2 separate regions of the Homo sapiens genome follow, and region 2 is linked to region 1. A link is a contact called in ENCODE Hi-C data. All regions are on one chromosome and are shown on one strand. Each heading gives the region's core, a stretch centred on a gene start or an enhancer-like site at or near the end of the contact. The rest is flanking DNA. Distances are from core to core; before and after follow the strand shown.

The links. Hi-C counts contacts between places; a loop is a spot of excess contacts on that map. Pooled maps may share reads with other maps.
Region 2: a pooled map shows a loop between it and region 1 (11-fold over the local background). The contact joins the enhancer-like site here to the promoter of NCAM2 in region 1. A Hi-C loop is called at or near these places in 3 of 50 pooled maps.

Annotation. Positions count from the first base shown.
Region 1 is chr21:20,995,087-21,001,924 of GRCh38, reverse strand. NCAM2 (neural cell adhesion molecule 2) reads right to left here and starts at 3,516. Exons shown (of 18, transcript NM_004540.5): 1 at 3,307-3,516. The coding sequence starts at 3,361.
Region 2 is chr21:22,417,549-22,424,386 of GRCh38, reverse strand. No RefSeq gene overlaps it. Among named protein-coding and RNA genes, the nearest start is that of LINC00308, 320 kb to the right of the region's middle. Within about 2 kb of position 2,891, at least 2 of the 41 ENCODE cell types and tissues checked have a DNase peak (open chromatin) inside an H3K27ac peak, as active enhancers do.

The DNA.
Region 1 (6,838 bases), core at 2,267-4,766:
TGTGCTCTATTTTTAGAAGGTACATTGCTGTAATGTACAATGACTTACTAGCACTTCACCAAAGAGAATAACTGTAAGCAGATGACTGCTTTAACTGATCAACTGGGCAATTCACCCCTCCTTTCCTCACGATTTTGGCTTAGGTAAGTGTTCTAAGTGGTACGTTTGAACTGCATTGCAAGAGAGATGAATAGCATTATTCTTACTTTAGGTTTTAGTATAACAGTGCTTCTATCTTACATATGTGAACATCCAGGAAAAATGCTTATTAATCATACTTGTTTAATTTTTAAAGGAAGAAGGAAGTGGTTTCAAAAATGTAAAAACTCTCACGAAAGCAATCCATACATACAACAGTTTGGAAATTTGAATATACAAAGATCCAAACAGCAAATGCAGTTAATCAGAAACTGAAGTTATCACTTGAGATTTATGATTACAAAGCCTGTGACCAAGTTTTGAACACAAAGGAAAAATAATTGCAAAAGTTACAGAATTACAGCATTTTCTTTCATTGACAATTAAATTCAGACTTCACAATAACATTCTAACCTTACTTCATTATACATTAATCTTGCAGTGGAAATTAGAGGCTTTTAAAGGAGTATTTCTGCTACAATAAAAAAAAGCGTCTTACTACTGTACAACAATAAGGTTGTATTGAGAGTTACAAGTAAACTATTAGGCCTTGTTAGCTAATTATAGTATTGGCATTCACTTAAGTTAGTCAGTTTCTCACTTAATGTCATTTTCTCCTATTCAACTGCTTCAGTTCAAAACGTTTTGACTCCTAAAAAGGGAATACATCATTGTTGCCTTTCCTCAGTCTAACTGCACACCACTTTCCAAAGCAATAGCTTCAATCATGCTTCATAAAATCCCCTGCAAGTATACTGTTGGACACATAAATCAGCAAGCTGAGATTTTAGTATTTCTAAGGCAAGACCAGGGATCACTGACTGGTGGCTTTTCCATGGCCCTCTTTACAAGAGAATAAACAAAATCATGAGTTACACTAGGTCTGTTTTTTTAAACAGCTCCCGGTGGTGTGTCTGATACTTGCTGCTGCATCCTTAATTAGAGAACAAAACACTAGCATAGAGGAATTGGACTCCAGGATGAGGATATCTATATCCAAGCATCTCTGACTTCATCAGGACACATGGCATAGAAGTACTATATGTTCCCTTTCACAAAAGCTACGTCTCTCTGATATATATCTGTGTCTCTATGAGTGCCACACATTGTGAAATTGTACTAGATAGAGAGATCTTTACAATGATGGTCTCCTTCTACCCTGTTTCATTACAGTGAATATGGGCTCCCCTTCAGAGATGCTTGTCTCAGAGTGCCTCTTCATAACCACCTCGTATCCTGACTTACAAATTAGCTGAATCACAATTTCACATCTATGTTACATGTACACATCCAAATTTTATGTCTCTGTGTACTATTTAAACCTATATATCTAAACATTTCTAATTTCCTATGTCTCCAAATTCCAACACACTTAGCCTCTACAATGATAAATTCAGATTCCACAACTGAGACATTTTTCTTCTCCAAACCACTCACAATGTAATCCTAAGTCTGCATAAACTTGTTTCCTATTATGCTCCCATTCTGCCCCACACTACCTACACTTATTTAATTGCAGTTGTATTTTAACTGCAATTTTCAGGGATTGTTTCTTGGTGCTCAAAAATACCTGTCTATGCTATAAATGAACAGTTAAACACAATCAGCAGCTATCTGAAAATTAAAGAAGCATATCTGTAGGACATATGTGCATGCTGATCTTTGCTTAAGAACCACTGAATTAACGAATTGGGCTAGTATTAGCTTCAGATGGACATATCTGCAATTTTGCTAAGACTGAAATATTTCATACTCTATGTTAGGAAGGGAAAATGAGCAGAATCTTATCAAGACACTTTACAAACTATAGGAATATCCAACATTTGCATACTGATTTCTGAACATTAAATCTGCATCCAATCGTGTTTCATCCGCCACTAACACTATAGCTGTGGGGAGGAGAAGGGCAGAAAAAGGAAGGCTTCACATCCAAAATGTCAAGCCCTGCTGAAGAATGATAGAAGGACTCTGTGGAAGAGCAGAAACCAACTTCTGGGCTTAAAATGGAGTTCTACCACCCCCTGCTGGACCAAACGAGCAATACAGAAGAGGCTAAAAATGCTTAGAACTGAATATCTTGGGGATATTTTAACTTGTCTTGTAATTTATTATATTATTTTAAAAAACCAATTTCACACTACACTAACAACATAACATTCTTTGCAATCATTACATATCTCAAAATTAGTGCTATTTTATTTTTCCTTTAAAGACTTTCACCAATGCATGTTTTAGCATTTTGTGTCCCTAATTAAACGTCCAAACTTGTCTGGACAGTTGAAAATGCTTCCATTTATTGTAAATATATTTCATGTGAGTGTTTACTATCTAAACAGCCAGATAAATTCATATCTATCTCTCTAGAGACAAACAGTGATAGCTTCCACAAATTCCCTCTCAGGTTATTCTACCAGGCTATTCATTTTTTTTTTTTAAGAGATAAAAGCTTCCACCAGTTCTCCCACAACCCCAAAAATCCTCTACAGGTGTAATTACAATGTAATGTTATAAAATGATTCCACCTTTCTGTATTAATAAGGGGTTGGGGTCAAAATGAATGACTGCAACACATCCCTAGTTTTATCCATTTGCTTTCTTACACACAATATCCACGGCCCCTCTCTTAGTTTCCAACAGAAATAAGCCATCATCATTCACTTCATAGTCAGGAATTAGGGTTTTGGGAAAGGGGTGGAAAAAAAAAAGAGTCTCCAAGAATCGAACGTCTTGCACACAGCAGATATTTTGCAAATGAGTTTAACACTGATAGTTTTTGCTGCTTCTGTAAAACACCATCGTGCCCTTTCCTTCCGCAACCTCAGATATTTCACTGTTAACACACTCATCCAATTTCTGATAATAAAAATAAGAGAAAGCCATAATCCCAGAGGAAAAAAAAAGAAGAAGAAGAAGCGGTTTCCCTGGATATCCTGCTCACCGATTCCCCTCTCCAATTCTGTATTTTCCCTTCTCTTATTTAAGGGTCTCCACACAACAGATACAATTTTAGGGACAGCTAGGAGAAAGAACGAAAATAATAATAACAACAACAGCAATAACTGTAACTTTAGTTCTTTCATTTCATTCTTCCTGCGCCTCCCTCTTTGCCTCTCTTGGCCGGGTGGAAGGGGGAGGGAAAGTAAATGCAATAAAGCGCCACACTCCTACCTTGCCCGCTACTGACAAGCAACCCCAGCAGGTAGAAGGAGAGGAGGAGGCTCATGTTCAGGACGTGACACCGGTGGACAGTTTCAAAGTTATTAAGTCCAGCCCTGGAGAGAGAACCTTTCGCTGCCCCGGCCGCCTCTGCTAGAGCCGCCGCCGCCGCTCCCGCGGTGCCCCAGCCGCCCGCAGCCCGCGCGCTCCTCCTCGCAAAGTGACTGCAAGCTCCGCTCTTGCCGCACTATATCCAGGCAGCGGCGGCGGCAGCGGCGGCAGAAGCAGCAGCAGCAGCGGCCGCCGCGGCGGCAGCAGAGCCGGGCGGGGAGGGCGGCGGGGGCGGGGGCGCGGCGAGGGGAGGTGCGGCCGAGGCGTATCCCTCCGCGCTGCACGGCGGCCGCTCTTCCGCGAGGCGCGCGGTCCCGGGATTCGTCCGCAGTGGAGCTCGAAGTCACGGGTTCGGTCCCCGGTGCCTCCGCCTAGAGGGGCGGCCGCGATCGCGAAGGCGCCACTCGCCCGCCGGCCATCCGCAGGTTCATGCACGCCCTGAGCCGAGAAGGGCGTGGGGATGGGGGCAGCCTGGAGCTCCTTCACAGCCGCCGGCTGCCTCAGGACAGCTGAGCTGATGCTGAGCTGAGCTGAGCTGAGCTGATGCTCATGCAGATGCTGATGCTGATGCTGATGCTGATACTGATACTGCAGGCGACCGCCCCGAGCGCGCCCCGGCTCAACGTGAATGGGGGATCTGGAGGCGGGCGGTGTGCCCCGCAGCTTATTCCTTTTGGGCGTGGGAGGAGGGAGATTCTTGTCTCTCCGTGGACCTCCTTCTCCCTCTCTCGCTCAAACCTGGAGCAGGCTGGCCCCTTGCGCGGCTGTCCCCTTCCCACGCTCCCCACCCCGCCGCGACAGAGGGGAAGCAATTGTACCCTAAAGTCTACACTGTCTGTCTCCTCAGGCGCTAAAGGGTGGGCGGAAAAATAACGTACAGAGTGTTTCCTCTACATCTCGACCCATTGCTGTTGGGAGCGGCACCTTACGGGAGAGACACTGGAGAGGGGACGAGCCGCGGGAGGGGCTGCGTTCAACTCAGCCTTAGCCTCAGCTGTGTCCTTAGAGGCCTGAAGTCTCTCCTGGCCTCACTCCGCGGGCTCTGCCCTCGGTCCCAGTGCGCTGCACTGGCCAGATCCCCGCCAGGAGTGCACCGAGGGAGGACTGCAAATGTGCAAAGATGAGTTGGGTCGCGGGGGGGAGACCTTCCCCAGATCAGTGCCCTACCCCGAACACCCACGTACCCGCGTGTGCGAGTGTAAATTGAAGTGAGGGAGCCGTGGCAAACGCCCGGAACTAACTCTCTGCTCCTTAAGATTGGGGCTTATCGTTATTTCTCCTAGAAGGGTAGGAAAACGTTTGTGAGATTAACGTCACCTCTCCTGCAAGAGCGGTTAAGAGGCAGAATCACCGGCCCGGGTGCGGAGCCCATGTCAATCTGGCCTGGGGTTACCGCGACCTGCAAACGCTGACGATGGGTCCTTTCATCTGCACTTTCTCTCTGGCTCCTTAGAAAACTCAACTGCCTCGCCCCGGCCTCCACAAGGACCCTAGCTCCTTCCTTATCAGTGAGGACATAGAAATAGCGGGGGTTGGAGAGGGGGGAGGTAGAAATGTAGAGCTCAGAATCCAGCCCCAGCCTGGGGATTTCACGCTGAAAAGGGCAGTGCATTGCCTTCAGGGAGGGCAGGGGGCAAGAGTAGACACAGGCTAACATGCATAGGGGAGATACCGTCTGCGATTTGTCCTCCCCAGGCAGAGCGCTTTATACAGATGATTCGTCCACTTGGCATCCTGGGATGGGGTTATCAGGAAGAGAGGAGGGGAAAGGCGGCCCTCAACTCACCATCGCTGAACTGCCTTAAGCAATGGCCCTCTCAGCACCTCACAGCTAGAGAACCTCTTATTTCCTCTTGATCTTATAGCAGACAATATATTTAGAAAGTTATTTTGCCACGGTACCCTTCTCACACCCTTTACTGGTTCTGGAATGCACTAACCACACTTAAGTAAACTCATGGTCAGCTCTTTGCAGGAAAGGGTGGAAGTAGCACATTTATAGATGTGAAAGACCGTGACTCATTTATTTACTCCAATTCTTCATTTCTCTTGGGCATTGATAAATGCTACACAGTAGGCCTTCTGCGTCCACAGTTCTACATCCTCAGATTCTACCAACCATGGATGAAAAATAACTTTAAAAAAAATGAAACAATGATACAATCAAAATAACGTAAATAAAAAAATACAGCAAAGTGACTATTTACAAAGCATTTGCATTATATAATGTATTACACCTAATCCAGAGATGATGTAATATGCAGGAGGTTATATGCAAATTTATGCTATTTTATATAAGGGACTTGAGCATCCAAGGATCTGTGAGAGTATTGAAACTAGTCCCCCCTGTGGATACCAAAGAATGACTTCAGCACACACACACACACACACACACACACACACACACACACACAAAATCACAGAAGACAGTTAAAAGTATACTCTGTGTGTCAAATAGCATCTTCACACAGCCTGCAATTTTTCAACCTGACACTGGGAGTGGCCAAGTGCCTATCACACACACATACATGCACATCTGTTAATCAGGTGGAAATATTGACAACTGAATTCTCCTCTGTGTTATTAGAAGTCAAATTACTTTCAGGCTGGGCGTGGCTCATACCTGTAATCCCAGCACTTTGGGAGGCTGAGGTGGGCGGATCACAAGGTCAGGAGTTCAAGACCAGCCTGGCCAATATGGTGAAACCCCGTCTCTACTAATAATACAAAAATTAGCCAGGGGTGGTGGCACACCTCTAGTCCCAGCTACTCAGGAGACTGAGGCAGAAGAATCGCTTGAACCCAGGAGGTGGAGGCTGCAGTGAGCTGAAATTGTGCCACTGCACTTCAGCTTGAGTGACAGAGCAAGACTCTGTCTCAAAAAAAAAAAAAAAAAAGTCAAATTACTTTTTTCTTAGGCAATGGGTTAAACCATGCCAGAGGAAAATTTGACTGGTATCCTGTAAGGTAATTTAGACATTAAATGTTCTTAGAGTGAGGTTAGGGAGATGGTAGCAATAGTCTATCAGACACAAATGAAATTTCTGATTAGAAGTTTGTATCATAAGACTATACTGTGTCCAAACTTCTGTGTGTGTGAGAGAGAGACAGAGAGAGAGAGAGAGAGAGACAGAGGGAAGATAAGAGAGAGAGAGAGAGCATCTCTGTGTATGGAAAAGATAAATGGACAAACCCTTGGTACTCAGGAATATACAAAGAAAGGTGATACAGCTATGGATCCTGCCCCTCAATTCGTTAATAGCCACTTGTTGAAGATATCAGGCATAAGCACACAATTCAATCATCTACATCAGGTTTTTAAAAAATGCCATAAGAAGAGTGAAAATGCCCTGCTATTGTGACATAAGAGGAGGGGATCATTTCTGAATAGAGGATTAAGAAAGGATTCATGAAGCTTTGAAGAAAGCGGAGA
Region 2 (6,838 bases), core at 1,642-4,141, 1.4 Mb before region 1:
TTATGATTTCTTTCTCCTACATAAATGAATTAATAGAAGACCTAACACCTTAAAAAAAAAAAAAAAAAACATAAGGGCCAATTAGCCGACCACAGTTACAGTTACAATCTGCCCCAGTGCTTTATTTCTCAAATCCTTTGAACTTTTTGATCGTCCTCATCTTAATTAGTTTGGGTTACTTTAACAACTTTCCACAAACTGGGTGGCTTAAACAACAAACATTTATTTCTTGCAGTTTTGGAAGCTGGGAAATTCTTGATCAAGGTGCACACAGATCCAATGTCTGATGAGGGCCCATTCGCCGACTTACAGAGGGATATCTTCTCATTGTATCCTCATATGGCCGAGAACACAGAGACAGAGACAGAGAAAGAGAGAGAGTGCATGAGCGCTCATGTTTCTTATACAGGCACTCATCCCATTCACAAGGGCTACACTCTTATGACCTAATCACCTCCCAAAGGACCCAGCTCCTTGTACCATCACTTTAATGGTGAAGATTTCAACATAGGGCCTCAGAGGGGACATGGACATTCAGTCTGTAACACTTGTGTCGGTGTCCACTCTTGTACAGTGCCTTCCATGTTCTTTCTCTCCCTAGTATGCCGAATCTGGAAAGACAAAACTAAGAACTAATCAGGCATTTTATTGCATGAGAACTTCCTCTAGGCATGTCTCTGCTGCTTTTGCTCTCAGAGATCCACTTTTTCTCATGGGAATAATTTTCCTTTTCTCAAAAGTTTGTCTTTTCTATAAAGCTATTCTGCTGAGGCTTCTGATTTCTCAAGGATCACAGGCTTCTCTAATATCCCTTTTTTGTCATTCTCCAATCATGCCTCTATTTCCACAGAACAGTGCAATTTCTAAAGAATGAAATTGAGAGTATTAGACATTTTATACACCATACACACAAAAAATAATGATTTCTGGGACTCACTAAGAATCATGGGTCTAATTCACGGTGAAATTCAGGACCCAGCTGCCACTGCTGGTAAGGGACAATTGTTCAATGTTAAGGTGTTTTGTGATCTCTTAGTGAGTTGGGAGTATTTACACCATGTGAATGCTACAAATAAGGATGCCTGTACGCATCACTCAGAACTAGTTGTTGAACCATCAATGACCTTGGGACATGAGCCAGGCTACTTAGTATAGAAAATTTAAAATTCCTAGAAGTCCTTTAACTTAGCTGAGCAGGTATATGAGGCAATACCAAAATTCTTTATAAGGTCTTAAAAACAGGTCTTAGAGTCTCAAAGTTAATTAAATCATTACACAAAGACCCAATTCTTTCTTTGGACATCTTTCCTCCCACCCCCACCCTCATTGAAAGGCTGGGGAGAAGAAACAATTTTATTTTTCAACCCAAAAGGTCCTATTTGCAACTGAGAGGGTGCCAGCCGACACTTTGTTCATTCTGCCAGGACAGTCCTCAGTGAGATTCACAAGCAATTTAATAAATATTCAATTTTTCCAAGTTACTGAAGGAAAATTTTTTTCCAAATTTCTGCCAATACCACACAGGTGCTGCTTTTTATCTAACCCTGAATAACAATTTTCTCAGTCCACTGCCAGCCTCTACCTACAGTCTTGTCAGTGACCTTTCAATCTCCACCTGCCACATAATCCCAAAGCCAGTGCCACACATTTTATTCCTACAGCAGCATCCTAACTTCAGTACCAATTTTAGTCATCCATTGTGTGAAAATCAACTCAATACCTTAGTGACTTAGAGCAACAGTACTTTATTACTTCTCATGATTCTGTGTGTTGGCTGAGTGATTCTCTGGTGGTTTTATGTGGTCCCAGGTGTGAAGGTTAATACTGAGTGTCAACTTGATTGGATTGAAGGACACAAAGTATTGATCCTGGGTGTGTCTTTGAGGGTATTGCCGAAAGAGATTAACATCTGAGTCAGTGGGCTGTAGAAGGCAGATCCACCGTTAATCTGGTGGGCACAATTTAATCAGCTGCCAGATAATATAAAGCAGGCAGAAAAATGTGAAAAGGAGAGATGGGCCTAGCCTCCCAGCCTACATCTTTCTCCCGTGGTGGATATTTCCTGCCCTTGAACACTGGACTCCAACTTCTTCAGGTTTGGAACTCGTGCTGGCTCTCCTTGCTCCTCAGTTTGCACACAGCCTATTGTGGGACCTTGTGATCGTGTAAGTTAATACTTACAAACTCCCATTTATATATATATATATGTGTGTGTGTGTGTGTGTGTGTGTGTGTGTGTATTATATACAAATTATATATATATGTGTATATCATATACAGATTTTATATATATGATGTTCTGTCCCTCTAAAAGAACCCTAATACACCGGTAGGTATGTGGCTAAATTCAGCTAGGAGTTTGGCTGGGATGAAAGGTTCAAGGTGGTTTTATTCACATCTTTAGCAGTTGGTGCTGCCGGTTAGCAGGTGTGCCTTGGTTTTCTTCCATGTGACTTTCATTGTCTAATACAAGGTTCAGCATTTTTTTCCCCATAAAGAGCCAGATGGTAAATATTGTAAGTTTTGGGGGCCATAGGGTCCACAAAATCATTGTAATGTGAAAGCAGCCATAGAAAATGTACAAACAAATTGATTGCAGCTATGTTTCAACAAAAATTTATAAAAACAGGAAGTTCTAGACTTAACGTGTTTCCTCAACATTTATATGTTGCTATGGTACTTAACTCACAATGTAGCGGTATCAGGAGGTGGAAACTTTAGGAGGTGATTAGGTCCTGTGGGTGCAGCGCTCATGAGTTTGTTTTACAAGAAGATACTACAGAGAGCTTCCTTATCCTTCTGCTATGTGAGGACAGAGTAGGACAATCATCTATGCATCAGGAAGTGGGTTTCACCACATACAGAATCTGCCAGCACTTTGATCTTGGACTCTCCAGCTTCCAGAGCTGTGAGAAATATTTGTTCTTTAAGCCACTTTCTCTTTGGTAGTTTGTTATTGAAGCCGAAACTCACAAAGAAACTAAGACAGGTAGCAAGCCAGATTTGGCCAATGGGCTGTATGTTTCTTCTCTCTGCTCTAGCAGACTACTGGGACCTTGCTTATGGTTTGGGGGCAGCATTCCAAGAGAAAAAGCCCTGATGCCAAATTCCTTTTTAAGCTTTCTTTATATAACACAAGATCCCATTGCTTCTCTCTCTCTCTGTCTCTGTCTCTCTCTATCTGTCTCTGTGTGTGTATGTGTGTGTGTGACATACTACTATTCATACTTTTTTTTTTTGAGACGGAGTTTCGTTCTTGTCACCCAGGCTGGAGTGCAATGGTGCGATTTCCACTCACTGCAACCCCCACCTCCTGGGTTCTAGCCATTCTCTAGCCTCAGCCTTCCGAGTAGCTGGGATTACGGGCACGCCACCATCATGCCTGGCTAATTTTTGTATTTTTAGTAGAGACAGGATTTCACTGTGTTGGCCAGGCTGCTCTCGAACTCCTGACCTCAGGTGATCCGCCCGCTTCGGCCTCCCAAAGTGCCGGATTACAGGCATGAGCCACCGTGCCCAGCCTACGCATACTATTATATAGAGCACCAAAAGTTCTGAATAACTTACTGTCACTCTTCACTGGCAAAAATCTAATCAGCACGTCCTGCACATGTATCCTGGACATTAAATAAAATAAAATATTAAAGTAAATCTCAATATTATGCCTACTATAAAATCAAAATTGTGCCCCATTAAATCTTCAGGCTTTTTTCTAATTTTTATGTGAAAATAATAATATATTATTTTTATTATTTCCTATGAGACGAGTTGGCAAGCTCTTTTTGCAAACAACTAAGGAATAAATATTTTAAGATTTACAGGACTTACATTCTCTGTTGCACATTTATATTTCTTTTTGTTTTTACACTTTATAACCCTTTGTAAATGTAAAAACCATGCTCATTTCTTAGGCTATACAAAATCACGTTACAGACTGAATGTACTTTATGGACTATAGTTTGCCAACCCCTATAAAAATTAACAGTAATTTTAATCCATATTTTTAGTTTCCTCAGGTTAGCTCAACAAAGAAAGGCCAGTAGCCTCATTATTATAAATAAATAAATATATACATATAATAAGGAGGCTATACACTTTATATATATACACACATAAATACATACATTTGTTTTAATAAATATATAATACACATATAATATTTATATTACATTGTTATAACAAGGTTATATATACTATATATGCACATAATGCGTATATATACACATATAAATGCATACATATATGTATGTATTTACATGTATATGTATGTATTTTCATATATGTAAAAGAAAGGTCAGTTGCTTCCTTTCATAAATATACGTATATGTATACATACAAAACATATGTATATGTATTTATGATAAGGAAGCGACTGGCCTTTCTTTTTTGAGCTAAATTGAGGTATCTAGAAATGTGGATTAAAATGACTGTTAATTTTTATAGGGGTTGGCAAACTAGAGTCTGTAAAGTACATTCAGTCTGCAGCCTGGTTTTGTATAGCCTAAGAACTGAGAATGGTTTTTACATTTACAAAGGGTTATATAGTATAAAAACGAAAAGAAAGATAAATATGCAACAGAGATCATATGTTGTGTGTATATAAAATATACATATATATATATATTCAATTTTTTCTTTACTTAAACTCAATGTCTTATTCCATTTAGGCTGCTAGAACAAATTACCATAAGTTGGGCAACTTATAACCAACAGGAATTTATTTTTCACGTTTAGGGGGTCTGGGAGGTTCAAGATCACAATGCCAGTAGATTTGGCATCTGGTGAGGGCCTATACCCTGCTTCATCTCACGTGCTTTCTTCCCTGTATTCTCACATGGTGGAAGGACAAGATATCTCTCAGGATCTTCTTTTGTAAGGGTACTAAACCCACCCATGAGAGCTTAACCCTCAGGACCTAATCAGCTCCCAAAAGCCCCAGTTTCTAGTGTCATTACCATGAAGGTTAGGTTTCAACACATGAATTTTGGGGGAAAAAACATACAGACCATAGTACTCAGGATAAATGTTTTCTGGTAAGGTTAGTTTACAGAATAAGTTCATTAAATAATTATCCATTTAAAATGTTAGATTTTACCTTAAATTGGCATGTGGAAAGTGGCAACTTTAGATTTGTTTTGAGAATGAAATAGTTATATGCTATGACTGCTCTTACTACATTTCAGAGTCATGTATACACATATAAAATTACATATAAATAGCTATGCTATAAAATACTAAGATTTAAAATCAATAATGTAAGTTTCACCTTTAGAAACTAGAAATATACAATCAAATTGTGCTTAAAGTTAAAAGATAATAAATATTAAATATATAATTTGAAAATAAACTGTAAAACAAACAAGAAAAATTGTTAAAAACTTAGTTTTTAAAAAGAAAATTAAAATTAATATACCTGAGTAATATTATTCAGATTTAAAAGAAGGAGAAAAAGTAAATTTCCAAAATCAGAAGTGAATGCTTAATTGTCCCAAAATAACATACATTTTAAATAACCAAGAATAAAACACACACATGCACATGATATTGTGCCAATAAATTCAACATCTTTCAGGAATAGATGAATTCATTAAAAAGCACAACTAACCAACAATAACATAACAGAACATAAAAATTTAAATGGGACATTGTCTATTACATAAATTTGATTTTATGATCAAAACCTTTCCAGTAAGAAAAATCCAGGTATGATAAACTTACTGTTGAATGCTACCCAACCTTTAAGAAAAAAGTAATCAATCCTCCTGAACGTTTTCAGAAAAATGAGAAAAAAGGTATAATTACTAAGTAATTTTATTGAGGCAAGCATGACTCTAGAAACAAAACAAAATGTTACAAGAAAAACAAATTATATACCAATATCTTCCATGAACATTGATGCAACAGTCTTTGGCAAAACATTACCAACTCTGTTTCTGTAATATACAGAAGGTAATACACCAAGACCATGTCCATTTTATTACGTTGGTTCATAATTGGTTTAATAATCAAAAAGACAGTATAACTGAGCACATTAAGGAAAACTTGGATAAAAATAATATAATTATCTCAATAGGAGAAGTACAACAAAAAGTCAGTAACGGAATCCATTTATAATTAAAAAATTAAAAACTCAGCAAACCAAGAATAGAAAGACCATTATCAATCTGAATAAAAGGTGAAAACATATATCCATAACCATACTTAGGTTTAAAATTTCAAACTTTTCCTGTAAGTTGAGCACATAGCAAAGATGTCTGCTCTGACCTAATCTGGTAACATTTTATTGGAAGTCATAGTCAGTGCAATTTAACAAAACAAAAAGTAAAAAGGAAGAAACACAACTGCCTCTCTGCACAGAATCTATGTTGGATATACTAAAAATACTTAAAAAAAAAAACAAAAAATCTTGTAGTGAATTTCACTTATCTGCTGTGTACATGTTGAACATAAAAAAACATTAAATTTATGTAAATATTATATTACATTAAATTCTGTAAATATAAATATACCTTTGGAATGTACATTTTAGATTGTAAAATTGCACTTATAAGGCAAATAAAAAACCTTTGTATATATGTTCAAATGATTTTTGATAGCAGTGCCAAGCCTATTCAATGGGGAAATAAAATTCTTCTCAACAATTGTTAGGAATACTGATATCCACATGCAAAAAAAAAAAAAAAAAAAGCTGGACTCTTACTTTACACTGTTTTAAAAAAATAACTAAAATTTAATCAAAGTCCTAAGCATAAAACCTAAAACTATAAAACCCTTGGAAGAAAATATAGGGAAAGGTCTTATGGCATTTGATTTGGCAATGATTTATTTAATATGACAC